Regions from separate parts of the Homo sapiens genome. Here all the other regions are linked to region 3. The links are chromatin contacts, found by Hi-C or POLR2A ChIA-PET in ENCODE. All regions are on one chromosome and are shown on one strand. The core of a region is the stretch at or near the end of the contact, and the rest is flanking DNA. Distances in the headings are between cores, read along the strand shown.

Evidence for each region. A loop is a pair of places that touch in the nucleus more often than their neighbours do. ChIA-PET counts read pairs that join two places held with the same protein, here RNA polymerase II (POLR2A). Pooled maps may share reads with other maps.
Region 1: a loop to region 3 is called in a pooled map, with 6 times the contacts of the local background. The contact joins the promoter of LRRN2-AS1 here to the promoter of RHEX in region 3. A Hi-C loop is called at or near these places in 1 of 37 single-sample maps with no recorded cell type and 3 of 50 pooled maps. POLR2A ChIA-PET finds 5 or more read pairs at or near these places in 1 of 52 experiments (OCI-LY7).
Region 2: a loop to region 3 is called in a pooled map, with 8 times the contacts of the local background. The contact joins the promoter of CD55 here to the promoter of RHEX in region 3. A Hi-C loop is called at or near these places in 9 of 37 single-sample maps with no recorded cell type and 5 of 50 pooled maps.
Region 4: a map with no recorded cell type shows a loop between it and region 3 (20-fold over the local background). The contact joins the enhancer-like site here to the promoter of RHEX in region 3. A Hi-C loop is called at or near these places in 2 of 37 single-sample maps with no recorded cell type and 4 of 50 pooled maps.
Region 5: a map with no recorded cell type shows a loop between it and region 3 (17-fold over the local background). The contact joins the enhancer-like site here to the promoter of RHEX in region 3. A Hi-C loop is called at or near these places in 7 of 37 single-sample maps with no recorded cell type and 3 of 50 pooled maps.

Annotation. Positions count from the first base shown.
Region 1 is chr1:204,561,801-204,566,670 of GRCh38, forward strand. LRRN2-AS1 (LRRN2 antisense RNA 1) reads left to right here and starts at 2,371. Exons shown (of 13, transcript XR_007066814.1): 1 at 2,371-3,486. It also overlaps the pseudogene RNA5SP74. RefSeq lists a silencer at 4,027-4,116.
Region 2 is chr1:207,320,246-207,325,048 of GRCh38, forward strand. It overlaps CD55 (CD55 molecule (Cromer blood group)), which reads left to right and starts at 1,433. Exons shown (of 10, transcript NM_000574.5): 1 at 1,433-1,620; 2 at 2,137-2,322; 3 at 4,314-4,505. The coding sequence starts at 1,521. LOC107985251 (a long non-coding RNA gene) reads right to left here and starts at 1,884. Exons shown (of 3, transcript XR_007066838.1): 1 at 1,441-1,884. RefSeq lists an enhancer at 859-1,068 and a silencer at 1,629-1,708.
Region 3 is chr1:206,050,924-206,055,979 of GRCh38, forward strand. RHEX (regulator of hemoglobinization and erythroid cell expansion) reads left to right here and starts at 2,250. Exons shown (of 6, transcript NM_001007544.4): 1 at 2,250-2,342. It overlaps LOC105372857 (a long non-coding RNA gene), which reads right to left. Exons shown (of 3, transcript XR_922473.3): 3 at 2,520-5,056. RefSeq lists enhancers at 1-282, 1,646-1,885, 2,306-2,365.
Region 4 is chr1:207,936,567-207,941,528 of GRCh38, forward strand. No RefSeq gene overlaps it. Among named protein-coding and RNA genes, the nearest start is that of LINC02767, 20 kb to the right of the region's middle. Within about 2 kb of position 1,550, at least 4 of the 41 ENCODE cell types and tissues checked have a DNase peak (open chromatin) inside an H3K27ac peak, as active enhancers do.
Region 5 is chr1:207,410,503-207,415,849 of GRCh38, forward strand. All of the region lies in intron 1 of LOC124904498 (a long non-coding RNA gene), which reads right to left. Among named protein-coding and RNA genes, the nearest start is that of CR2, 41 kb to the right of the region's middle. Within about 2 kb of position 1,534, at least 2 of the 41 ENCODE cell types and tissues checked have a DNase peak (open chromatin) inside an H3K27ac peak, as active enhancers do.

The DNA.
Region 1 (4,870 bases), core at 1,121-3,620, 1.5 Mb before region 3:
ATGAAGATGAACATGGTTCCTGTTCTCCTGTCTAGGGAAACTGGTTAAGCATGTAAATATTAGCATAGTGAATGTTTTGTTGTGAGACTACATGCTGCTATGAGAAATACAGAAGGGGGACGTAATGTAGCCAAGAGCTTCTGAACAACCTCCGGGAAGAGATGAGCTGAGATTAAAGGAAGGTTAGGAGTTAGGAGAGGAAGGGAAAAGTGCCGTAGTTAGGAGGAAACATGCCAAGGTCTTGAGGTGAGAAAACAGTGGCATCTGGGAAGAACTAGAAAGTTTAGTGTCGCTGAAAGCATGGACAGAGAGAGATGAGTGAATTGAATTGCCTGGGCATCCTGGGAACGGGAAGACACCCTGATGGCAGGGAACCCGCGCCTGCGCTTTCGGGGTCAGGTCCAGGTCTGCCCCGCCAGGGCTGAAGCCAGCTCCTGGTGGGGCTGCAGTGAGGCGGAAGAGGTGGGATGCTGCTGCCTGGCGGTGCTGCGGCGGCAGACCTCCACGAGGAGGTCCTGGGCTACCGCGGGGTACACAGGCGGGCGGAAAAGGGGGAGCAGAGTCAGGGGGCAGTTGGGAAGCTCGGAGACAAAAGGAGGGAGGGAGCCAAAAAGCCTACAGCACCAGGTATTCCCAGGCGGTCTCCCATCCAAGTACTAACCAGGCCCGACCCTGCTTAGTTTCCGAGATCTGGCGTGTTCAGGGTGGTATGGCCGTAGACACTAATGGTGGTGCCTGGCTGCCTCTTCAAGAGCCCGGCCCAGCCACGCCCGCCCGACTCCAGGCGTCACTGCCACCCCAGGGTCGTGGGGCTCGGACTGGGGACCCCTGAGCTGCTCGCCTGCGGTCGGACTGCTCTCCCCTTCTACGCCCAAGCACCGCCGGTCTGCCCTGCTGCGCCTTCCACCGGCCTCCCAGAGCCTCCAGCCATACAGCAGAGATGGTGGTTGGGATAAGAGTTTGAAGAGAGTGGAGCAGGTCTGGAACAGGTATTCTGGAGAATAGGGGAGAGAACAGAGTAGGAAAATTTCCACAAGGCAATTGCCTGAGACTGTCCAATTTGCAGACCAGGGCTTTTCAGCCTCAGGACTGTTGACATTTTGGATTGAAGAATTCTGTGATGGGGGCTGTCCTGTGTGTTCTAAGATGTTTAGCAGCATTCTTGGCCTCTGCTCCCTAGATGCCAGTAGCACTCCCCTAATTATGACAATAAAAAATGTCCGCAGACATTGGTAAATATTACTTAAGTGGGAGAATGGCCTCTGGTTGAGGACCACTGAGGCCAGCCAATGCGTACTACAGGAGAAACATCACACAACCTGCAGATTGGTGTCACACATTTATGGCCCTGACCTGGCCTCTCAGTTCTATCTGGTTCTTCTGTTTTCCTCATAGGCGAAGTAATGGTTCTAACCTAGAAGACAGAATGAGGTGAAGACAGGCTAACTTCTCTAAGCTCTCAATGACTCACGAGATAATAGATGTCAAGATAGAACCTACTAAGTGTTCAGTAAATGTTATCTATTGTCATTTCCAGGAGGGGGCTGATTGAAACTGAAGAATAGTACAGTAGGAGGAGAGGACCAGGAGCTGAAAAGACAGGTCGCTATGTTGAGAGAGAGAGAGAGGAAGAAAGATCTAATAGGACTTCAAAGGCTGTGGTAGATGTATTACTGTCAAAACCTGCGCAGCTTTTCTCTACCAGGCCTTGGAAAAGATTGCACTTCCTGCACCACTGGCAGCGGGCTGGCCAATGGGATGCAAGTGGAAATGAACTGTGCTATTCTGAGCAGAGGCTTAGGGACCATTGTGTGGGTAAGTCAGTGCTCTTTTTCCTCCACGTGAGGCTAGTGTGTCCCAAAATGGGGGCTGCTCCCTTTGACCTGTCTCCAAGACTGAAGAGAACAGGGACCATAGCTGTACCTATCCTGCGAGGGACAAAGGAACAAGCTTTTGTTAATTCAAGCGATTGAGATTTGGGGGTTTGTTACCACAGTGTAATTTGGCATAAGCTGACTGGCATACGGTGGAGCATCCCAGATGAGGGCAAGCTCCCAGGGCCTAACAGAGTGAGTGGCTGGAGTATGTGAAGGTGAAATTCTTTGACATGAAGTGGTTAAGGTCCCACGAGGCCGTGGTGTTAGATGGGTCATTCATGTGATGTTGTTATCATCCAGGAAGCTGGTAGGAGGTAGGAACCCAAAGTCTGTAATGAACAAGGGAAAGTGTGAGCAAAGTCAGCAGATGACAGCAGTAAAGGAGGAGTAAAGGGGAGTATAGATCTAAATATATATATGTATATGTGTGTGTGTGTGTGTGTGTATGTGTGTGTATATATATGCAGAGATTTGGTATATATATGTGTATATATATATGTGTGTGTATATATATGTGTGTGTGTGTGTATATATATATATGTGTATATATATATATGCAGAGATTTGGAAGTGTGGAAGAATAGGGGTCTGAGTGCAGTACTGGGGAGGCCCCATACCCTATCCTGAAAGCACATGAGGTATGGGAAAGTGACCACCAAGATCCTTTGGAGGGAAAGCCAGGTATCTTTTAAGGCAAAGAAGAGGAGGAAAGAAGAGTTTGCAGATGTAGGCAGGAAGTTGTTTATGAAACAGAGTGATAGGCCGGGTGCGGTGGCTCACACCTGTAATCCCAGCACTTTGGGAGGCCGGAGGTGGGCGGATCACCTGAGGTCAGGAGTTTGAGACCAGCCTGGCCAACATGGTGAAACCCATCTCTACTAAGAATACAAAAATTAGCTGGGCGTGGTGGTGGGCACCTGTAATCCCAGCTACTCAGGAGGCTGAGACTGGAGAATCGCTTGAACCCAGGAGGCGGAGGTTGCAGTGAGTGGAAATCAAGACATTGCACTCCAGCCTGGGCGACAAGAGCAAAACTGTCTCAAAAAGAAAAAAAAAAAGAAAGAAAGAAACAGAATGATAGTGTAGTTGGAGTCAAGAGTTGACTGCTTTGAGAACTTGTCTCCAGAAAAAGGGCATGTACTTGTGCAAAATGTTATATGCAAATTCAAAAAACATTTAGACTTCCTAGAACCATCTGTGGACCCTAGATTAAGAACCCTGATCTGGAACAGTGGCTCTCAAACTTGAGCAAACAGTTTGACAGGTCTGACGGTGTTTGACAGGTTGTTGGGCCTCACCCAGAGGTTTCAGTAACGTAGGTCTGCATGCGGTCCAAGCATTTGCATTTCTATCAAGTTCCCAGGTGATGCTGATGTTTCCGGCCTAGAAACCACATTCTGAGAACCACTGCTGAAGTCTAAGGCTAAGGGGGAAAGGTTTGGGGAGAGGAAGAGGAACAGTGGGAAATGGTTAAGGACAAGATTATGAAAGCATCATGGGGATGAGAATGGATTTTTGTTTTGTTTTACTAGGCTTAGGCAGATACTCCAATATTTCTGACACATACATACACGGAAAACCTTGCAAGAGTGGAGAAAAGAAGGGAGAGGTGAGTGAGCACTTATTTTAAGTTTAGGGCAAGGGGTGCAAAAAAATATCTTTTATAGCCTTAAGGATCACTTTCTTGAACACCCTTACTTTACAACAACAGATGTGATATCAAGTATCACATGGCCAATTCACACCTTTGGTCTGGTAACCAGCTCTTGCCCCCTCTCAGTCTAGGGCTTGTTCCCCTTCATCATTAACCTCTAAGAGAATCACTAGTGGGAAATAAGCTATGCTTTTGATTCAAGGTAAAGAGACTCGAACTTTCCAGTGCCCTAAACTGGGAAATCTTAAACTCCAGCAAAGTACAATGCTCAAAACTGGGTAAAGCTGCTACCTTCGTAGGGGATACATTTTGGAGAAAATTGCATCTACTTTCTTCTTTGTCTTTTCTTTTTGTGTGAGTGTGAGTGTGCATGACAGTTTGTCTATGTTTGAAAACCTGACCATCAGCATTCCTGGAATTCTTGGCAATGAATTAGGATTGCCAGTTAGCTGCCTGCTGGGTGACCTTAGGTAGTTCACCTCGTGTCTCTAAGCCTCAGCTTCCTAATCTGTGAAACAGGCTGATGGACCAGTGAGATAACGCCTGTGAGGTGCTTATCACCTGATACTGCCTCTTCTTGCTGGCACATCAAGCTGGAGGATTGCAGCATCTGAACACGAATGACCAATCAAATCTCGGGCCTATACCCCACAGACGTAACCTTTATCTCCCACCAGAGGGCACCAGTAACCTATAAAAATCTAAGGGGGCGGGCGGTCCCTCTTGCCCTTAACATCGTTGAATCTGCTTGAGTATAACTCCCTTAAGTCTATTGAAATATTCTTACCCCTGGTGTTTTAAGAAATCATTTGAAAAATACCTCTCACACCCAGAAGGAAAATATGGAGTAGAAGTGTAGGGTAAATGGTGCTCCAACTCCCCACCAGCCACCAAGAGAGCTCTATTTCCATTTTGTATTTTGTCCATTTTTACCATTCAGTCTCCATCTCCTCGAGACTATCTGTAACCTAGTTTTACAAATTATTCTCTCAGTAATAACCTATTGCAGTTCCCTTCTTCCTGGTTTATTCAAATGAACTGAACTGCTGTTTTTTTTCCCTTTGATGTACAACCTCCCGCCTCCTAGCCTATCGGGCCAGCCTTCCTTCCAGCAGGCAGTAGGGGGAGGGATCTATTTCTGAGCCTCGGTAGAGCCTCAGAAGCTGTTTCCCTGAATCCCTCTGTGATGAGAGCCTAGTGGTCAACAGGTACCTATCACAAAAGGCTGTATTCCAGGAGAAAACTCTTTCCCCATCTAAGGAAGGGAAACGACTAGAAGTTGAGGCTACCCACCACCACCTCCCTGAAAACATTACAGACTTCAGGGACTCAATGATAA
Region 2 (4,803 bases), core at 183-2,682, 1.3 Mb after region 3:
CTCTGGATTGGAACCAACCCATATACCCATCAATGATAGACTGGATAAAGAAAATGTGGCACATATACACCATAGAATACTACACAGCCATAAAAAAGGATGAGTTCATGTCCTATGCAGGGACATGGATGAAGCTGGAAACCATCAACCTCAGCAAACTAACATAAGACCAGAAAACCAAACACTGCATGTTCTTACTCATAAGTGGGAGTTGAACAATGAGAATACACAGACACAGGGAGGGGAACATCACACACGGGGGCCTGTTGGAGGGTGGGGGTTAGGGGAGGGATAGCATTAGGAGAAATACCTAATGTAGATGTTGGGTTGATGGGTGCAGCAAACCACCATGGCACGTGTATACCTATGTAACAAACCTGCATGTTCTGCACATGTATTCCAGAACTTAAAGAATATATATTTATATATGTATAAATATATATGAATATATAAATATAAATATATATATAAGCTCCCCACGTGATTCTAATGTGTGGCCAGTCTTGCAAACCTCAGGCTATTTATTCTAAAGGGTTTGTAACAAGCCTTCCTCTTAAAATCCACCCCACCACCATTCAGCGTTTTGGGGTCTGTTTGTTTTTATTGTTATCCCACCCCACACCGCCCCGAGGCGCGCGCGCGCGCGCGCACACACACACACACACACACACACACACATACACACACGCACACTGGTGAATTTCTCTCTACAGTCAGTCTGGAGTAATCCCAAAGTGGTGTCTTTCGTAAATAAGGAGAACCCGGGTGAAGAAAATGACTCCCACCCGAACAAGGCATGAACAATGTTCACTCCCTACTGTGTTATTCAACCTGTTTCCCCAGGTCTCTGTTTTCACATTAGAGAGTGTTCTAGGAGATGACGCCCTTCCTCCTTAGTTATTTCCCCACCCTCGTGCTGGCCTTTGACAGACCTCCCAGTAGAGGGCCCAAGACGCGGGTAGAGCACCGCGTCTCAGCGCCTGAGTCTCAGCCCCCGAACTCCACCGCACCTGCAGGTCCCCTTGGCAGCACTCAAGCGCGGGGATGCTCCGCTTAGACGAACTCACGTGCGGGCAGCAAGGCCTGCGATACTTGAGCACCCCTCCCCCTCTCCCGTTTACACCCCGTTTGTGTTTACGTAGCGAGGAGATATTTAGGTTTCTAGAAGGCAGGTCATCGCAGGCCCCACCCAGCAGTGGAGAGAGTGAGTCCCAGAGGGTGTTGCCAGCGAGCTCCTCCTCCTTCCCCTCCCCACTCTCCCCGAGTCTAGGGCCCCCGGGGCGTATGACGCCGGAGCCCTCTGACCGCACCTCTGACCACAACAAACCCCTACTCCACCCGTCTTGTTTGTCCCACCCTTGGTGACGCAGAGCCCCAGCCCAGACCCCGCCCAAAGCACTCATTTAACTGGTATTGCGGAGCCACGAGGCTTCTGCTTACTGCAACTCGCTCCGGCCGCTGGGCGTAGCTGCGACTCGGCGGAGTCCCGGCGGCGCGTCCTTGTTCTAACCCGGCGCGCCATGACCGTCGCGCGGCCGAGCGTGCCCGCGGCGCTGCCCCTCCTCGGGGAGCTGCCCCGGCTGCTGCTGCTGGTGCTGTTGTGCCTGCCGGCCGTGTGGGGTGAGTAGGGGCCCGGCGGCCGGGGAAGCCCCTGGGCTGGGTGGGAGGTCCAAGTCGGTCTCTGAGACACGCACAGGGGCCGGCGACTTGGCAGGTGGGGAGCTTGGCCCGCGGTCGTGGTTCCCGCCGTCCTGTGCCTTTAAGGCTCTCGCCGCTCACCAGCATTTGGGGCTCCTGCTGTGTCGGCCCCCAGCTGACTTGGCTTTAGGGGTCGGCGTGGAGGGTTAAAGAGGCCCCGGCTGGGTTTGCGGAGCAGCCAAGCCTGGCAAAATCGAAAGGGAGGGCTCAAAGAGACTGTATCCTTAACCCCCAAAAAGCTGGTCTAAAAGGATGGGAGGCCAGACCGCTGACCGTTCCCCACTCTCGACAGAGTCCAGCCGTGTGGAGCACACGATGCTGCAAACTTGCATGTCATCTCTTTCAGGTGTGGCATTTCAAGGGGGCTTGTGTCTTGAAAACAGCAACTGTGAGGACACTTGATAGTCATTTCCTTCAGTTCTGCTTTTGTCTCCCTAGGTGACTGTGGCCTTCCCCCAGATGTACCTAATGCCCAGCCAGCTTTGGAAGGCCGTACAAGTTTTCCCGAGGATACTGTAATAACGTACAAATGTGAAGAAAGCTTTGTGAAAATTCCTGGCGAGAAGGACTCAGTGATCTGCCTTAAGGGCAGTCAATGGTCAGATATTGAAGAGTTCTGCAATCGTAAGTTCTTCATCTTTTTAGAAAAGTTCTGGGAATGGAATGTATCTTAAATTTATTTTTATATACCTTTGGAGTGACTAGTAATTGATAGTTCTCTAGCGTTACTAAACCCCAGGGTATACCCTGTTGGCACGTCACACTCCAGCTAATTGAAGACATTTACCACCCTGAGTAGGTCCTGCTGCTTCATTAAGAGTTTTTCTTCCTAACACTGTACCTCTTGAACGAACTAGTAGAGAAAATAAACAATAGGTATTGTTTAGGGAGTAAACATATAAAATATATTTGGCAATTGCCTTGAGACACATAGCGTAAATGATATGTTTTCTTAAGTATTTTATAAAGTAGGACTTACCAAATACAACTCTGTGGTGGCATTTTTAAAAGCTCTCAATATTTACTTCAAAATCTGTTATACTTGTACATATTTATAGGGTACATGTGATATTCTGGCACATGCATACAGTGTGTCATGATCAATCAGGGTAATTGGATAGCCAGTACCTCAAACACTTGGTGTTTGTGTGGAGAATATTCCAAATCTTCTCTTCTTGCTACTTTGAAAAAATATATGTATATATATAAATTGGGATATATATATAGGGAGAGAGATATATATAATTGGGATATATATATATAAGGAGATATATAATTGGGATATATATAAGGAGATATATATAGGGAGAGATATATATATATAGGGAGATATATATATATAGGGAGAGAGATATATATAGGGAGAGAGAGATGTATAAACTGGGATATAGACAGGTAGATAGGTTGATTGTTAAAAATGAATAAGAGGCCCAGTGAAGAGTTGTTTGGGGGCTAACACAGTAACCGTGTTTGATACTGATACCTAGTAGAATTAAAAGAAATGAAGATTTCTTGTTTTAGGTGAATATACATACAGTCATCCACACCTTATGTGCCCTTTGATTTCATAAAATATATATTGGCATTATCTTGGAGGAAAAAAATCTGTTACTTACATAGCCCTGTATTAGCTTTGAGATATATGAGTAGAGATAAAGATAAAGAGACCCGATAACCTGACTTTGAACAACTTAAATCAATAGAAGCTACTGTAAATACAGAAATTGGCACAAATACCTTTAGAAGCCATGCGTGAAATAGGCTTTAACTTTTTATTTTTATCCACAATAGAGGCAGTAGGATGAAGTACATAGTCTTTGCACATGTATCATGTTTTAACTCTTCCCCATGTTATTACTTTATCCAATCCTCCAAACAACCTTATGAGGTAAGTTGGGGCTCTTACACTCTTTTTATGGCGGAGGAGACAGACCCCAGTAGTTTAATAACTTCCTCAAGAGCAGCAGCTTTTACGCCAAAACCAAGGTGTAAACTTGGGTCTTCTGACTACAAATCCAATGATGACCCTTCCACTTGACCATGCCTCTCTAGATTCACATTTGTGGGCAATCTGTTTACAGATGTAAATACTTTATGTATACAATTTGTGGGCAATCTGTTTACAGGTGTAAATACTTTATGTATACAATTGACTCATCCTTGCCCCCAGGGCTCATGGGAATTAAATGAGTTTGTACGTAAATAAATATTAGCTGCTATTATTGTTGTGCAGGACATTAGTCCAGGGGTCTGGAAATACCCTATTCCTGTACTGTATGGTGCTGTGTAGTTCTTTAGGGCAGGGTAAGGAAACCAACATTTATTGAATGCCAGAACTGGGCCAGGCAACTTAAATTTTTTTTTTTTTTTAAGTGGGGATAGTGATATGTGTGTACCAACTCTACTTCCTAAGCCTCTAGTAACTAGGAAACAAAGTATACATGTGAATACATTTGCTACATTGCAAGTGCCATGGTGATATTAATATAGTTAAGTACTAAATATGCGCAAAGCAGTAAAGAAAGGGGGTTATTAGGGTCCAGATAATTAAATATAGATTATAAAACAAAAATTGATACTACATTTTTTGTTGCTGCTTTTGTTAATACTTTTAGGTAGCTGCGAGGTGCCAACAAGGCTAAATTCTGCATCCCTCAAACAGCCTTATATCACTCAGAATTATTTTCCAGTCGGTACTGTTGTGGAATATGAGTGCCGTCCAGGTTACAGAAGAGAACCTTCTCTATCACCAAAACTAACTTGCCTTCAGAATTTAAAATGGTCCACAGCAGTCGAATTTTGTAAAAGTGAGTAAAATTTTTTAAAGTATTTTCAACCATCTGGTGTTTGGGGGAAATAGTATCCCTTCCTTCATTCATGCTAGAACTCTATGTGTATATATTATTATATAGGATGTTTCTTGATAGGACCATGAGTGTCAATTTATTTTGAATTAGACTAAATATTTATGTGGTAGGAATACTTATTCATTCAAAAATTTCACATTTAATTAGTTTGAGGTTACCTAAAATAAAACAAGTATATATTCTAAATTCGTTGCTTTTTCAAAACTTATTATAAAGAGAAATTAGAATTAAAGAAGTC
Region 3 (5,056 bases), core at 1,000-3,499:
CAGCTCTCTTTGCTAGAATGTGGTAAGAGTTGGGGGAGGAGAGGGTGGCAGATCCTCTTTCATTTGGCCTTAAGCACACCTCCCTCTTCGCCTCTCACCCTGAGCAGGGCTGGCGCCTGAGGCCGGTGAACACCTGTGGTGGTGGCTGTGGGACAGCATCTTCCCCTGCTCTTTCTCTTCCTTCTTCCCCTTGGCCACCCACACCCAGGCAGGTGTCCTCCCCAACCCCAGGACACTGCTCTTGGTGTTTCACAGGCACGTGTCCTCTTTTTCTGAAATTGACATTACCCAGTTCAACATCACCTACTTTACCGGAGTACTTTGGGCTCTTTCAAATCAATTTCCGCTTCGAAGGCTAAAGATTTGTCATCAGCTAAGAGGTTCAAAAGTCTGTGGTGTAGGCTCTCCAAAATTCTGGCAGAGGTCAGTTGACCCTGGCTTTTATGAAGGAGTCTTTGGCATTCATTCATTCATTCATTTATTGAAGAAATATGTATTGGACCTATTCATTGCATGAGGCACTTTCTAGACACTGGGGGTGAAATGTTGGCCAAAACAGATAAGGTCTCTGTTCTTATGAAGCTCACATTCATGTGATGAGAGGCTGACAATAATCAAGTAAACAAATAAATGATCAAGGTGACTTCAGATACTAATAGATGAGAGGGCGATGTGACAGATAGGGTCTGGGGAGCCACCTTTGAATTTGTGCTGAATTCTATCTGAAGATGCCTTCACTAAGAGAGAGGTGCTGTCTCCATGGCCTTTGAGGCCCTCCCCTCCAGTGGTGAGATTTTAACAATCTCCCCATCTGACAGGTTCCCATGCAGGAATGAAAGACATGGAAGGGAAGAGGGGGGCCAGCTCCCTGAGTCCTGTGTCCACCAGCTGCTGCTAAATACCTCTGAGAAACTCTGCTTCTATCTAAGGGGACCTACTTCTCTCGGGAATCTCAATACTTGGAACAAGAACCTCCTAGACGGACCCTTTGGCATAATGAATTGGACCAACTGTAGGTTCCAGGACTAGAGAGCCAGCAATGCCTCCATGAACAATCTCACCCAATTACTCTGCTCAGGTAAGACCAACTGAAAACTAGAACAATACAAATGGTGGTTATTCCTGTCTTCTGTTTCTTTGTTTGTTTTTGTGACAGGGTCTTGCTCTGTCACCCAGGCTAGAGTACAATGGTGTGATCATGGCTCACTGCAGCCTCGACTTCCCTAGCTTAAGTGATTCTCCTATCTCAGCCTCTCAAGGAGCTGGGACTACAGGCATGCAGTAGCACACCCAGCTAATTTTCGGATTTTTTTTTTTTAAAGTAGAGACAAGGTCTAGCTATATTGCCCAGGCTGGTCTCAAACTCTTGAGCTCAGGCGGTCCTCCTGCCTTGACTTCCCAAAGTGCTGAGATTATAGGCGTGAGCCACTGGGCCTGGCTCGTTATTACTGTTGAATAATAGTCTGATCACTGAGTTCTTAAACAACTCCATGAGGTAGGCATTCATATTCTGTCTGTTTCACAGATGAGGCTCAGAAAAGCTAAGTGTTTGTCCTAAGATCACAGTTAGGAAGTGTCTGAGACCCAGGTCACTGTGAGGGAAGAGAGAGACCCTCTCATATTGTTTTATATTGTTTTATACTCAGTACCTGTTTTAAGGAAAAACAACAAGGAAGTAAAACCAAAGACAGGCAGTCCGGCGCCAGGCCCGAAACCAGGCCTGGGCCTGCCTGGCCTAAACCCAGTAGTTAAAAATCAACTCATAACTTAGAAACTGATGTTATTCATAGATTCCAGACATTGTATAGAAGAACATTGTGAAACTCCCTGCCCTGTTCTGTTTCTCTCTGACCACCGGTGCATGCAGCCCCTGTCACATACCGCCTGCTTGCTCAAATCAATCATGACCCTTTCATGTGAAATCTTTAGTATTGTGAGCCCTTAAAAGGGACGGAAATTGTGCATTCGGGGAGCTCGGATTTTAAGGCAGTAGCCTGCTGATGCTCCCAGCTGAATAAAGCCCTTCCTTCTACAATTTGGTGTCTGAGGGGTTTTGTCTGCGGCTCGTCCTGCTACATTTCTTGGTTCCCTGACCAGGAAACGAGGTAACTGATGGACAGCCGAGGCAGCCCCTTAGGCGGCTTAGGCCTCCCCTGTGGAGCATCCCTGAGGCGGACTCCGGCCAGCCCGAGTGACGCGATCCAAAGAGCACTCCCGGGTAGGAAATTGCCCCGGTGGAATGCCTCACCAGAGCAGCGTGTAGCAGTTCCCTGTGGAGGATTAACACAGTGGCTGAACACCGGGAAGGAACTGGCACTTGGAGTCCGGACATCTGAAACTTGGTAAGACTAGTCTTTGGAACTTGCCCCACTCCATCTAGGTGGAAGTGTGGCCTGATCACCCACGACATGCCTGCATTGGCACTTCTGTTCTGGTTTTGACTTGACTTAGATTGTGTGATACTTTGGTTTTGGTTTTGGTTTTGACCTGGCTTGGATTTCTGGATACTCTGATTTTGGTTTTGATTTTGGTTTGGTGTAAACTGCAAGAGTGTGTATGCCCTTTTTACCTGTTTTTTTGTTTGTGGCATGTGTGTGGTGTGGGTGTGGTGTTTTGTCTCGAAGAAGCATGGGTCAGGTACAAATAAGCCCACCCCACTAGGAACTATGTTAAAAAAAAATTCAAGAAAGAATTTAAGGGAGATTACAGTGTTACTGTGACACCAGGAAAACTTAGAACTTTGTGTGAAATAGACTGGCCAGCATTAGAGGTGGGTTGGCCATCAGAAGGAAGCCTGGACAGGTCCCTTGTTTCAAAGGTATGACACAAGGTAACCCGTAAGCCAAGGCACCCAGACCAGTTTCCATACATAGAAAGTTACAGCTGCTTTTATACCCCCTTGCCCCGCCAACGTAGTTAAGAGAACAGCAGCATAAGCGGCTGGCAGAGGCAAGGAAAGACCAGTAGAGAGAAAAAAAGGCCATCTATACCAATTCTAAGTTAATTTAGACTAAACAAGGTCTTAATAGCAAAGGATAATTGAAATCCCAAACTTACAAGGTTTTCAACAAAAGTGAAGTTTGCTTAAAGTTAACAGTGTAACATGTATTATGGTAACTTCTAATCTTGTGGCCTTAGACAGTCTAGTCCAAAGGCATAAAGAAAGTTTGCTTTAAAAAAAAAAAAAAGGAATGGTTATCTTCAAAAAAAAAAAAAAGTGGGGGGAGACAGAATTTATGTAAAAAGAGTGTTATATGGTAAATTCTTGTCCTGAAATAAACTAACTGGTGTTTAAAGAAAAAAAATGTTTGTAATAAGTCAGAAAGTTGAGACACATTGAAGAATTGTCGGCAAAAGTCGTGAAAGAAAAAATGTTATAAAAAAATTTATGCAAAAAATGTTGTATAATTTAAAAGTAATAAGGCCTCCTGAGTACTATTAAAAAAACAGTTTATGTGCAAGGTGTATAAGAAAAGTAAAACATACCTTTGGTAAAAAGATTATAAAGGGGCATAAGAATGTGGATTTTTACCTACATTAAAAGGTTAAAAACAATTATTGTTTTAAAAGTTTAAGCAAGTTTTAAAACGTTAATTATAAAGAAAATTCTGTGTGTAAACATATTAGCTAAAGTTAAAAAGGTATCATCCAGTTTTTCTGTGAACTGGACATTAAAGTAAAAAATGCCACAGGTTTTTCTTAAAGCATCAACCTGCTCTTTAACAAAAATTATAAAAGGTTAAAAAGAGTCTATAAAATCTTACCTTATGGTCAAACATGAAAAATTGGATAAATATGTCTACAAGGTTTTATTAAAATTCAGTTTAAAATTAATAACACACTAATATAAAGGTAAAATTTAGCTTATCTGGTATAAAAATCATACAAGAAACATTATTAAATATAAAATGGTGTTTAGCTTTCTTTGGTCTAAAAACTAATAAAAATTGGTGCTAAAGGAAACATTCATTTTACTAGAGGATCATAAAAGTTAAAGACTTAAAACAAACTTTGGCAATTAAGACAGCACGCCAAGATGCAAGTGCCTGGCTGAAATGGATCAAATATTCCATCTGCACTTTAAACAAATGCAATTGTTATGCTTGTGCACATGGCAGGCCAGAGGCCCTGATTGTCCCCCTTCCACTAAGGTGGTCCTCCAGTTGACCAGGCATGGGCTGCAGGGTAGCTATTTTCCAGGTTTCTACAGCTTGGAGTAATAAGTCATGCCAAGCTCTCTCTGCTATATCCCAAAGTCCCTGCGGGTCAGCCCCTGAGGGCCGTCCAGCTTCCGTCTCCCAACACTAAGTTCACTTCATGTCTCTCATGGCAGGGAGGAGACTTAGCATTCCTTGGAGACCTGAAGGGATGCAGTGAGCTTAAGAATTTTCAAGAGCTTATCAGTCAGTCAGCCCTTGTTCATCCCCGAGCGGATGTGTGATGGTATTGTCGTGGACCTTTATTGGGCACTCTGCCGAATAACTAGAGTGGCACTTGTGCTTTAGCCTATTTGGCTATCCCTTTCACCCTGGCATTTCATCAACCAGAGGAAGGAAAAAAAAAATAATAAGACATCGTAAAGCGAGAGAAGCCCCTTATGGGTCTTTCAACTCTCACATCTATTTAGATGCAATCGAAGCCCCGCAAGGAACACCAGATCAATTTAAAGTCCGAAATCAAATAGCTACAGGATTTAAGTCAATATTTTGGTAGATGACAGTCAATAAAAATGTAGATTAGATAAACTGCATCTATTACACCCAACAGCAATGAGCTTTTCATGAGTTGAAAAAAAGAAAAAACCCATGTCGGCCCCAGCCCTGGGGCTACCTGACCTGACAAAACCTTTTACACTCTATGTGTCAGAAAGAGAAAAAGTGGCAGTTGGAGTTTTAACCCAGACTGTAGGGCCCTGGCCAAGGCCAGTGGCCTATCTCTCAAAACAACTAGATGAGGTTTCCAAACGCTGGCCCCCATGTCCAAAGTCCCTGGTAGCAATAGCCCTGTTAGCACAAGAAGCAGATAAGCTAACTCTTAGACAAAACCTAAACATAAA
Region 4 (4,962 bases), core at 300-2,799, 1.9 Mb after region 3:
GTCCTACTTTTAAAAACTCTTTTTTCTTTATTTTCATTTTTTTAGATAGGTCATTTTTCTTAATTCAATTTTTTTCCTCTTATACTAATTTGGAAGTTCAGTGTTCTATTTCAATTATTTGAGAGGTTAGACTTAAACTTTTAGCAGTATATTAATCTTAACAAAGTCTAAGATTAATACCTTCATTTTTTTCAAACATTCAAGGATTTCCCCTTTTGTGTTACAGGATATTGTATTCTGTTAATTGAAATCTATTTTCATTCATTTTTCATCAGCAAATATTTATTGAGTGCTTACTGTATGCCAACACTGTCATAGTAGCACACAATACATCAGTAAACAAAATCTTCCAAAATAAGAATTCTTAACCCCCACCCTTATAAGGTCAGCCTATAGTTAAGAGTTCTAGGGGAACTTTTTTTGTCCCTACTCCACCACACCCCCAAAGTCCAGATGCAAAAAGAAAAATTTCCTTGTGATTTATCTTTATATAAACTGTCAGAAATAAAAGTGGAAATAAACAATTAAATAGCACATACATACACATTTGTAAAATATGTATAGATATATGTATATGTGTGCATATCCATGCACGCATATAAACAAAGATTTTATCAGAATATATCCCTGTGTACTTTAAAGACTCCTATTTGTCACAAAGCTGATTATCAAAAATAAAAGGAAAAAAAAGCAGAAAAAGAAAAAAAGCATACCTTCTCCTCATTTCCCCTGTCTACATCAGCCACATTCCTCTCTTTTTACAAATTCTTTTGGCATTTACCTCCATATTTATTTTAAAAACATGCTTATATTACTACTTCCTGATTTTTTCTATTTCTGTCATTACAAGTAAATTCCCGAGGTTGGCAGAGGAGGTTTAGCTGTTTTGCTTTACCTCCTCCATTATACCATTTACTCTCCTGCCCCACAAGGTTAATTCCAGGGATGACAATACGTGGTTCATTTTGCACAGTTATATCCTAATACTGATGTGGACAATCTTTATTTCGCATCTACTATTTTAAAATTATACAAACTCTATAGGTGAACAAAGTAACTTAAATATTTTCTGCCTTTTCTGAACTATTTTTTTATTTTCCCTGCTAATAAACATAGTCTTGAGTTTTTACTTGGTGTGGGTTTTGTTCATCTATATAGCTGAGTGCTTGATAAGTCTTTTGTCTCTGGAAACACATAACTGGCCATTTGGGGGTGTTAAAAGAAAAACTTTAGACAAATTCAATTTAGCAGAGTTTATGTATTTATTTATTTATTTTCAGACAGAGTCTTGCTCTGTCACCCAGGCTAGAGTGCAGTGACATGATCTCGGCTCACTGCAACCTCCGCCTCCCGGGTTCAAGTGATTCTCCTGCCTCAGCCTCTTAAGTAGCTGGGATTACAGGTGCATGCCACTGCACTGGGCTATTTTTTTTTTTTATTTTTTGGTATTTTTAGTAGAGACGGGGTTTCACCAGGTTGGTCAGGCTGGTCTCGAACTCCTGACCTCGTGATCCGCCCGCCTCGGTCTCCCAGTGTGCTGAGTTACAGGCGTGAGCCACTGTGCCCGGCCAGCAGAGTTTGTTTAAGCAAGAGTGATTCACGAATCAGGCAGTAGCTAGAATCAATAGAGGTTCAGAGAGCTCCACTCAGCAAAGTGGAGCTCTCTGAAAGTGGAGCTCTTTATAGACAGGAGGAAGTGACACACAGAGACAGCTTGCTTGGATACAGCATGGCATTTGCTGTATTTGAACATGGTCTGATTAGCTGGCAGCCTGTGACTATTATTTGTTATAAGAATACTCTTAAGGTGGTTTGCCATTTGTGTACACGCTGAGGTTGCAGTTTGCTATGTAAAAATTCAAAATACAGAGGCAGCTTAGGCCAAATTTAATTGAATTTAATAAGGGAAAATATCTTGAACTATTTTGTTGTCTGGGTATTGGACTTTCTGAACTAGCCCTCTGGCTTTCTTTTCTTTTCAATAATATTTTCCATCTTGTGTTTTTACTCTATCCTGGGTGATTTTCAACTCTTTTATTACGTTTTGTTTTCTGAATGTTGTTTCTTTTTTTTGTTTTTTGTTTTTGGCATTCTGGTTTTTTTTTTTTTTTGTAATATCTTTTCTTCTCTCATTCCTTTGAGAAAAGATATTAGTATCTTTCCACATCTCTGTGAGAATATTAATGATAGTTCTTTTAAAAAATGTTTTTTCTCCCTGCATAGTCTCCATTTTTTCTAAGTTGCTTTACCACCCTGTTTACATGTTTGTTTGATTTGGTTTATATGTATCATGATAGAGGCTTTCTTTGATATCTGATGGCCCTTGAGTGTCTGTTCATATTTACTGGCTATGGGAGCACCAGTGACCTGATTGGTGAGGCTCTGAGAGTGAGGGTTTGGGTTGCAGCTGAGACATATCTTTGGGGAACTCCTTGGCATCAGTAGCTTTGGATCTTTCCTCTTGTGTTTGTCAGAGGCTCCAGGAAGTTTTCCATTCTCCTGTCTGGGATGTTTAGTGCTAGCTGCATATGTCCTGGGAACTAGTGAGAGAACAGGCTAAGGATCTCAGCATTCAACTGATGTTCTGTTTTCAGAATTATGCACCTGTCCTAAGCAGACGCTGATGTCTGGCAGTCTAGTGATTCTTACATCCTTCAGTGACTAGATCTCTGGTCATTTTTCTGCATTTGGGAAGGGACAGTTACCTATGGTATGGGAGGAGGAACAAGTAGGAGGTGGGTGGAAATGTGGAGATTAACTGTTTCTTAAAATGACCTGCAATCAATTATTTCATTTTTAACTTTAACTTTACCTTCACTTCCTAGAGGTTCCTCCTGCCAGTTCTAAGCTTTTGGGAGATTTTAAAATTAAAGGTCTGTTTTTGTTTGTTTGTTTGTTTGTTTTAGCTTTCCCCAGTACAGGATTAGGATTCAGCCTTCTACAGTTCTTCTAAGTCAGTTACTGCTCTTCCATATGTTTTTAAGCTTCCAATGTTTTACCATTACTGATCTGTCCTGCACCTCTTTATTCTTGTGAAAAAATTTTCTTTGCTCCCATTTTAGTGGGGTTTCAGAAAGGCATAACAGTAAATGATAAAATAATCCTTTGTATGCATCCAGAAGTAGCATGCATTTTTTCTGATTCTCCTTCAGTGAGTAAGTATGGTTCTTCAGTAAGTGTGGCCCTATGGTTCCACCAATAGTGCTCTCCAGAGGTCTTGGTTCAGGTACCACAGAAAAAAGGCCTTCTTTCTTTTCCTCTTTGTTATGGTTTAAATCAAAACTTCTATTTGACCAATTAAAAAAATTCCTCTGGACAGCTTGGCATGGAGCACGGATTTATAAATCTGATTTCTTGTTCCTTTAGGGATTTCTTTTACTTTTTTGTGAGCTCAGCTTTGTATTTAAAAGGATGGATGTCTCTCAGGACTGGCAATGGTTACTTAGGCAGATAATGTCATATTTATCCATTCATTTTACAAGCAGTATTTAACCCTATATATACCCTGTGCTTGAAGGTATGGAGAGATATGTCCCTGTTGTACATGTGCCCAAGAGGACTAGAGAATTGAACAGAATAAAGCAGATTTGAGCAGTGTCCCTAATTGAGCACAAGAGGGTCGCCAACCCAAGGTGTTGGAGAGAACCACGAAGTAACATATAAGGAAGGGCACGCCCACAGGTTATGGTCAAAGGAGGCTTGGAAACATGGCAGGAATTGGATCACTGGAAGGAGACATTTTAATTTGACACACACACAAAATGGAGAGTTAATGTTTCCTGAACCTGAAGCTGTTATGATCAAATAGTGTTTCACCAGAGAATTTTGAGAGCTTTATATATTGACCATGAGACAAGGAGGGACAGGGATGACTAGAGATAGAGAAACCAGCTAGGAACAACCACAATAGTCCATGGACCAACTGTGGCTTTCACACTCATTTTTTTTTTCTTTTTGGGAGAAAGATAATTTATAAAGGTCTCAACTATTTCAAATGTGTGTGTTGGTTTTTTTTTAATTTGATTTAGGATTCAAACTTTACTTCAATATCAGAGGACTCTGAAGTTCTCTTAGAAACATTATCTAGAGTCATTTGCTTGCCAAATATTTCTAAGTAGCAACAACAAAAACAATTAAATTCTTTGTAGTTAAAAGGCCTTTCTAGATGTGAAAAAGAACATTTGCTCATAATACCATTTAATTCTACTTTCAGTCTGTGACCTCAGGCATCCTGAGACATCCAAATCCAATTTATTCTGGAAAATGTTTTAGATTTCAAAATTTCAGATAACTAGAGCCTATATTTCATTTTTTTAAAATTTGCATACTCTTTTAAAGTTTAACACAAGAAAATCAAAGAAGCCATAATTACTGTAAATAAAAAAATAAAAATGCATTTTTTAAAACCCCAAGAAATTTCCCCAAATTTCACTAAAACACTGTCATTAATCTATGTATTAATCCATAAAGATTTCTGAAAGGTATAAAGGATTTAAAATGTCAATTACATTTAATTCTCATTAGTTCTAATTAGTGAGTACAGACAAATACTACCTTCAAAAATACCATTTTTTTAATATCCAATACAAATTAGGTTGTCTTTTTACCGGCTTATACATTTTTTTTTATTTATTATCCTTTCTCAAAACGCTTTTTCACTCTCAACCTTCTTTTTAGTGATTGGGTTTTTGTTCATATACTTTCTTCACAGGCTTTTCCACTTTTTTAGAAAGCATTTTCACTTAACAATGTGGAGAAGATGACAATGATAACACACAGGTTTAAACAACACAACAAGCAATGCAAGCAAAATAGAAGCCATCTTACAGGCAAAGCAGCTAGATCCAACTACAGGGCACCCTATACCCTCCTGCCCAAACTTGTGTTCAAATTATAAGTTTTCACTGGCCCCAGCATGCAGATATTTTATAGCAGGTTTTCAATTAGGGTACTGCATGTGGG
Region 5 (5,347 bases), core at 284-2,783, 1.4 Mb after region 3:
GCCAAGAAATGTATGAAACAATGCTCAACATCACTAATCAACAGAAAAATGAAAATCAAAACCATGATGAGATACCATCCCATACCTGTCAGAATGGCTATTATGAAAAACTCAAAAAACAACAGATGCTTGCAAGGCTGTGGAGAAAAGGGAAATCTTATACACTGTTGGTGGGAATGTAAATTGTTTCACCCACTGTGGAAAGCAGTTTGAAGAGTTCTCAAAAAACTTAAAACAGAACTACCATCTGACCCAGCAATCCCATTACTAGGTATATATCCAAAAGAAAATGCATAATCTGATCCTGCAACCCCATTACTTAGGTATATATATCCAAAAGAAAATAAATCATTCTACCAAAAGACATATGAACTTGTATATTTATCACCATGCTATTCACAATAGCGAAGACATGGAATCAACCTAAGTGTCCATCAATGGTGGATTGGATAAAGAAAATGTGGTGCATATACACCATGGAATACTACACAGCCATTAAAAAGAATGAAACCATGTTCTTTGCAACAACACAGATGCAGCTGGAAGCCATTATACTAAGCAAATTAATGCAGGAACAGAAAACCAAATACTGCATGTTCTCACATATAAGTGGGAGCTAAACATTGAGTACTCATGGACATAGACACTCGGGACATGGACATAGACACTCGGGACTAATAGAAGGGGGAAGGAGGCAAGGGTTGAAAAACTAACTGTTGAGTATTATGCTCACTATCTGGGTAATGGGATAATTCAAATCTAAGCATTCCATAATATACCCATGCAATAAAACTGCACATCCCTTGAATCTAAAATAAAAGTTAAAATTATTTGTAAAAAAGAAAAAAGAATGTAACCATTAACAATAAAAAAAGAAGTTAAAGACTATTGACACTTCCTGAAAATGTATGACTCGAGAAATACTATGTTGTACTTAACACTACATATAAGTACACATCAAGGCAACATCATGACAAGGCTGACTTTTGAAGCCATCTCATCCCACACAAAATAATTAGAAAAATGGATACAATGAATCCAAATTAATTTTTAAATGTATCACTGAAATATGTAGAATTATGTGTCAATTATAAATTTAAAAATTAATTTAAAAATACATAACTGAGATTGAAATTAAGAAAGAGAAATCCTGGGCCAGTTGTGATGGCTCACGCCTGTAATCCCAGCACTTTGGGAGGCTGAGGCAGGCAGAGTTCGAGACCAACCTGAGCAACTTTACAAAAAAATACAAAAAATTAGCAGGGCATGGTGGCACGTGCCTATAGTTTCAGTTACTTGGGAGGCTGAGGTAGGAGGATTGTTTGAGCCTGAGAGGTTAAGGCTGTGGTAAGCTGAGATCAGGCCACTGCACTCCATCCAGCCTGAGAGACAGGGTGAGACCCTGTCTCAAACACACACACACACACACACACACACACACACACACAGAGAGAGAAGGGGGGGAGAGAGAGAGATAGAGAGAGAGAGAGAGAAATCCTCGGGGAGAGGAAATAAATAGAATATTGAAAATCAATGTAGTGAGTAAGAGCTAAACCCAGTGACTTATGGAGGAGACAGAATGGGGTAAATCCCTAGGGGGAGGGCCATGATTTTAGCACATACCAGGGTTCTGGATTTGAGTCTAAAGTCCCATGCAACACTGGCACCTAGAAATGGGCTCTTTAATAAATCTGACAGCCAGTCCATAAAATGAAAATTAGAATACCCTTACCACTAAGACGATGAAGCAGCAAAGAAGCAAGTCAACTACTCTGTGCTATGGGAGAAAAAAAGACACAGGAAGCACATCTCTGAACCTTGCTAATGCTATTGTGTGAATTTACATTATCCTGTCTATGTGGAAAACCCCAACTGAGAAATTCTTATATAAATTGAAACTACTGGGCCCTTGGTAGAATGAAATGTGCCCCTTGTCACAAGAAACCTCCACAAACCAGTGCACTTGATGCCTGTGGAAAAAACTCCCACTGAAGATGAGTTCTTAGAAAAAATGTACAATCCTCAAGAGGAGACAAAGAACTAGGGAAGAGAGAGCTCTGGGATGCAATGAATTAGAGAAACCACATCTAAAGAAATACAGAGAATAGAAAAATACAAAAATGCTTTAAATTAAGGATATCTACAATATTCAAAGAGAAGAAAGGAGGAGAAATCATAATAGACAGACATATTGCAAAGGATAGGGCATATTTAAGAAAGAACACAACAGAAATTCTAAAAGTGAAAAATAGAGTAATTCACACTTCCACATCCAGACAGCATAATTAGAATCAGACTTTCCCTGCTATCATAAACAATTTAACTGGATAAAATATAAAGTGATTGTTTTCATACATTAATTGCCCCAACAATTGTGCTGCTTTCTTCATAGAGATGAGTTTTGGACCACAACCGAGACAGGGAAGGCCCAAGCAGAGCACAGTGGGCTCCTAGACTTTAAGAGATAGAGATCAAGGTTCAGGGAGTCTGAGGTGGCAGGACTTTCCTGGGGAAAGTACATAATAGAGCCAAAGACAGAAAGAGCTCCAGAAATCTGTCTAAGGGCCACCTCAAGTCATTGTGTAAGAGGGAGCACAGGACTGTGACCTTAGGAGAAGGAAAATAAACAAGGTGAGCTGCATGCATCACAGGAACAACTCGTTACCTACAGACAGTTACCAGGTTACAGCCCAGAGAGCCAGCAGTCTTGAGTTGAGTGGTCAGAGGCTGGGGTTTGGTGGACAAGGGCAGAAGATCAGAGAAGGAGGTGCTGCACAGAGACCTGCAGAGGGGTACTCTCAAGTCTTTGGTTGAGTATATCTACATATGTAGAGGAAGTTACCTGAGGCCAGAGACATAGTCACCAGGAAGACATAGGCAGAAAACTCTTGAAGCTCAACTAGGCTGGGAATATATGGTGTTCTCACTAGCTAGAGTGGAAAGGCCTTATAGCACACGGGGCATCAGGTAGAAAACTAAAGGGGTATTGTCTTAGTACTGAGGCTATGTTCACTCTAGACCAGGGGTGTCCAATCTTTTGGCTTCCCTGGGCCACATTGGAAGAAGAATTGTCTTGAGCCACACATAAAATACACTAACACTAACGATAGCTGATGAGCTATAAAAAAAAATAGCCAAAAAATTTACAAACTTATGTTGAGTTACATTCAAAGCCATCCTGGGCCACATGTGGTCCACGGGCCGTGGGTTGGACAAGCTTGCTCTAGACTAAAGGCTGTTCTGAATCTCTTTAACAAACTTCAGAACAGGGGAAAAAAGCTAACATTTAATATTTTTAAATTGTGGTAAAATATATATCACATAAAATTTAACATTTTAACCATCTTTAAGTATACAATTCTATGGCAATAAGAACATTCACCATGTTGTGAAACCATCACTGCTATCCATTTCCAGAACTTTTCCATTATCCCAAACAGAAATGCTACCCATTAAACAATAAGTCCCTGTTCCCACTGCCTCCATCCCCTGGTAACCTCTACTCTAGGTTCTGTCTCTATGAAGTTTCCTATTCCAGCTACCTCATGTAAGTGGAATCATACAGTATTTGTCTTTTTGTTTCTGGCTTATTTCACTCAGCATGTTTTCAAGGTCCATCCATGCTGTTGCATTTATCAGAATATCATTCTTTTTAAGGCTGAATAATATTCCATGGTACATATGTATCATATTTTAATCCACTATCTGTTTATGGAAATTTGAGTTGTTTCCACTTTTTGGCTATTGTGAAAAATGTTGCTATTAACATTGGTGTCCAAGTATCTGTTAGAGTTCCACTATCAATCCTTTTGAGTATATACCTAGAAGTGGAATTGCTGAATTATATGTTATTTCTGTGTCTAACTTTAACTTTTTGGGGAACTGCCAAACTGTTTTCCACAGCAGGTGCACCATTTCTAATTCCTATCAGCAGCACATAAGGGTTCCAGTTTCTCCACATCCTTTTAAAAAACGCAAGTTAATTTAAGTGTTTAAATTTTTCCTGTTCAGATAGTGAAAAATTCCATTTCATTCCTTCTTCTGCCCTGCACACCCAACCGAAGGCTGTGTGTCAAAGTCCAAGGGACTTATACAAAGTGTTGGGGCTTGAGCCCTTGGGTCCACAAAAGTTATCACTGACATGTTATTTTCTGCTGTCTGACACTTTCCGAGTTGGCAGGTTTCTGTGGCTTCTACACCACACGTGAGACATGAGACATTCTCATAAGGCAGAGGCACCCAGCTCCTGTCAGTTCTACTCTCCAGCTGTAGCATGCTGCCATTTCCCTCTGAGGTCATGCAAGACCTACCACCACCAAAGTCAATCTCAGGTCCCCTCTACTCTGAAATGCACAAGCCTGTCTCTCAACCCCTGGGAATCATTTCGTTCTCTGGAGGGAGTTTCACTGATCCCCTTCTGTTTCTTCCAAACTCCCAATTTCTCTTAAAAATTTTGAAAACATTTATACTCACAAATAAAAGACCGGAAATCTTGCAGATAACTTCTGCTTTTTTACCAACCTTATGCCTTCCCAGAAGTTATGAAGTGCAGTCACAGTGATCAATTGAATGAGGAAGGAAATGGGGGAAATTGGTAGGGCAGGGGTAAGGAGGTCATTGCACTCAAAATATCTAGACAAATAACAAGATTTTAAGCAAATACAAATATAAACACTTAGACATGCTCTGGGAGAAAATTGGAGAAATGTAGCAAGTATAAAGAAACAGAAATTATTCACAATCACACCACCTGAAGTTAACATTTTGATATATAGTCTTTTAATTTTTTCTCTAAGAACAGAGATGTGCCTTGAAACTTGAAGTTCAGGACAGGCGTGGTGATGCACATCTATAATCCTAGCACTCTGAGTGACCAAGGTGGGAGGATGGCTTAAGGCCAGGAGTTTGAGACCAGCCTAGGCAACATAGCAAGACCCTCTCTCCAAAGAAAATTTAAAAATTAGCCAGGTGTACTTGGCACATGCCTGTAGTCTCAGCTACTCAGGAGGATGAGGCAGGAGGATTGCTTGAGCACAGAAGTTTGAATTTGCAGTGAGCTACTGTAGCAGGACGAGCCGTGGACAAAACCTCTCAGACACCAGGTTAAGGAAGGATTTGGCTTTATTTTGCCAGGAGCTTCGGCAGACTCACGTCTCAACGTCCGGGAGCTTCGGCAGACTAGCGCCTCAAGAACCCAGCTCTCTGAAGAATTTATTTGGCCAGGAGCTTCATCAGACTCACGTCTCAAAAACCGAGCTCTCAGACAGTGGGTTAAGGAAGGATTTGGCTTTATTTGGCCGTGTCTGAGAGGTTTTGTCCGTGGCTTGTCCTGCTACACTATGATCAT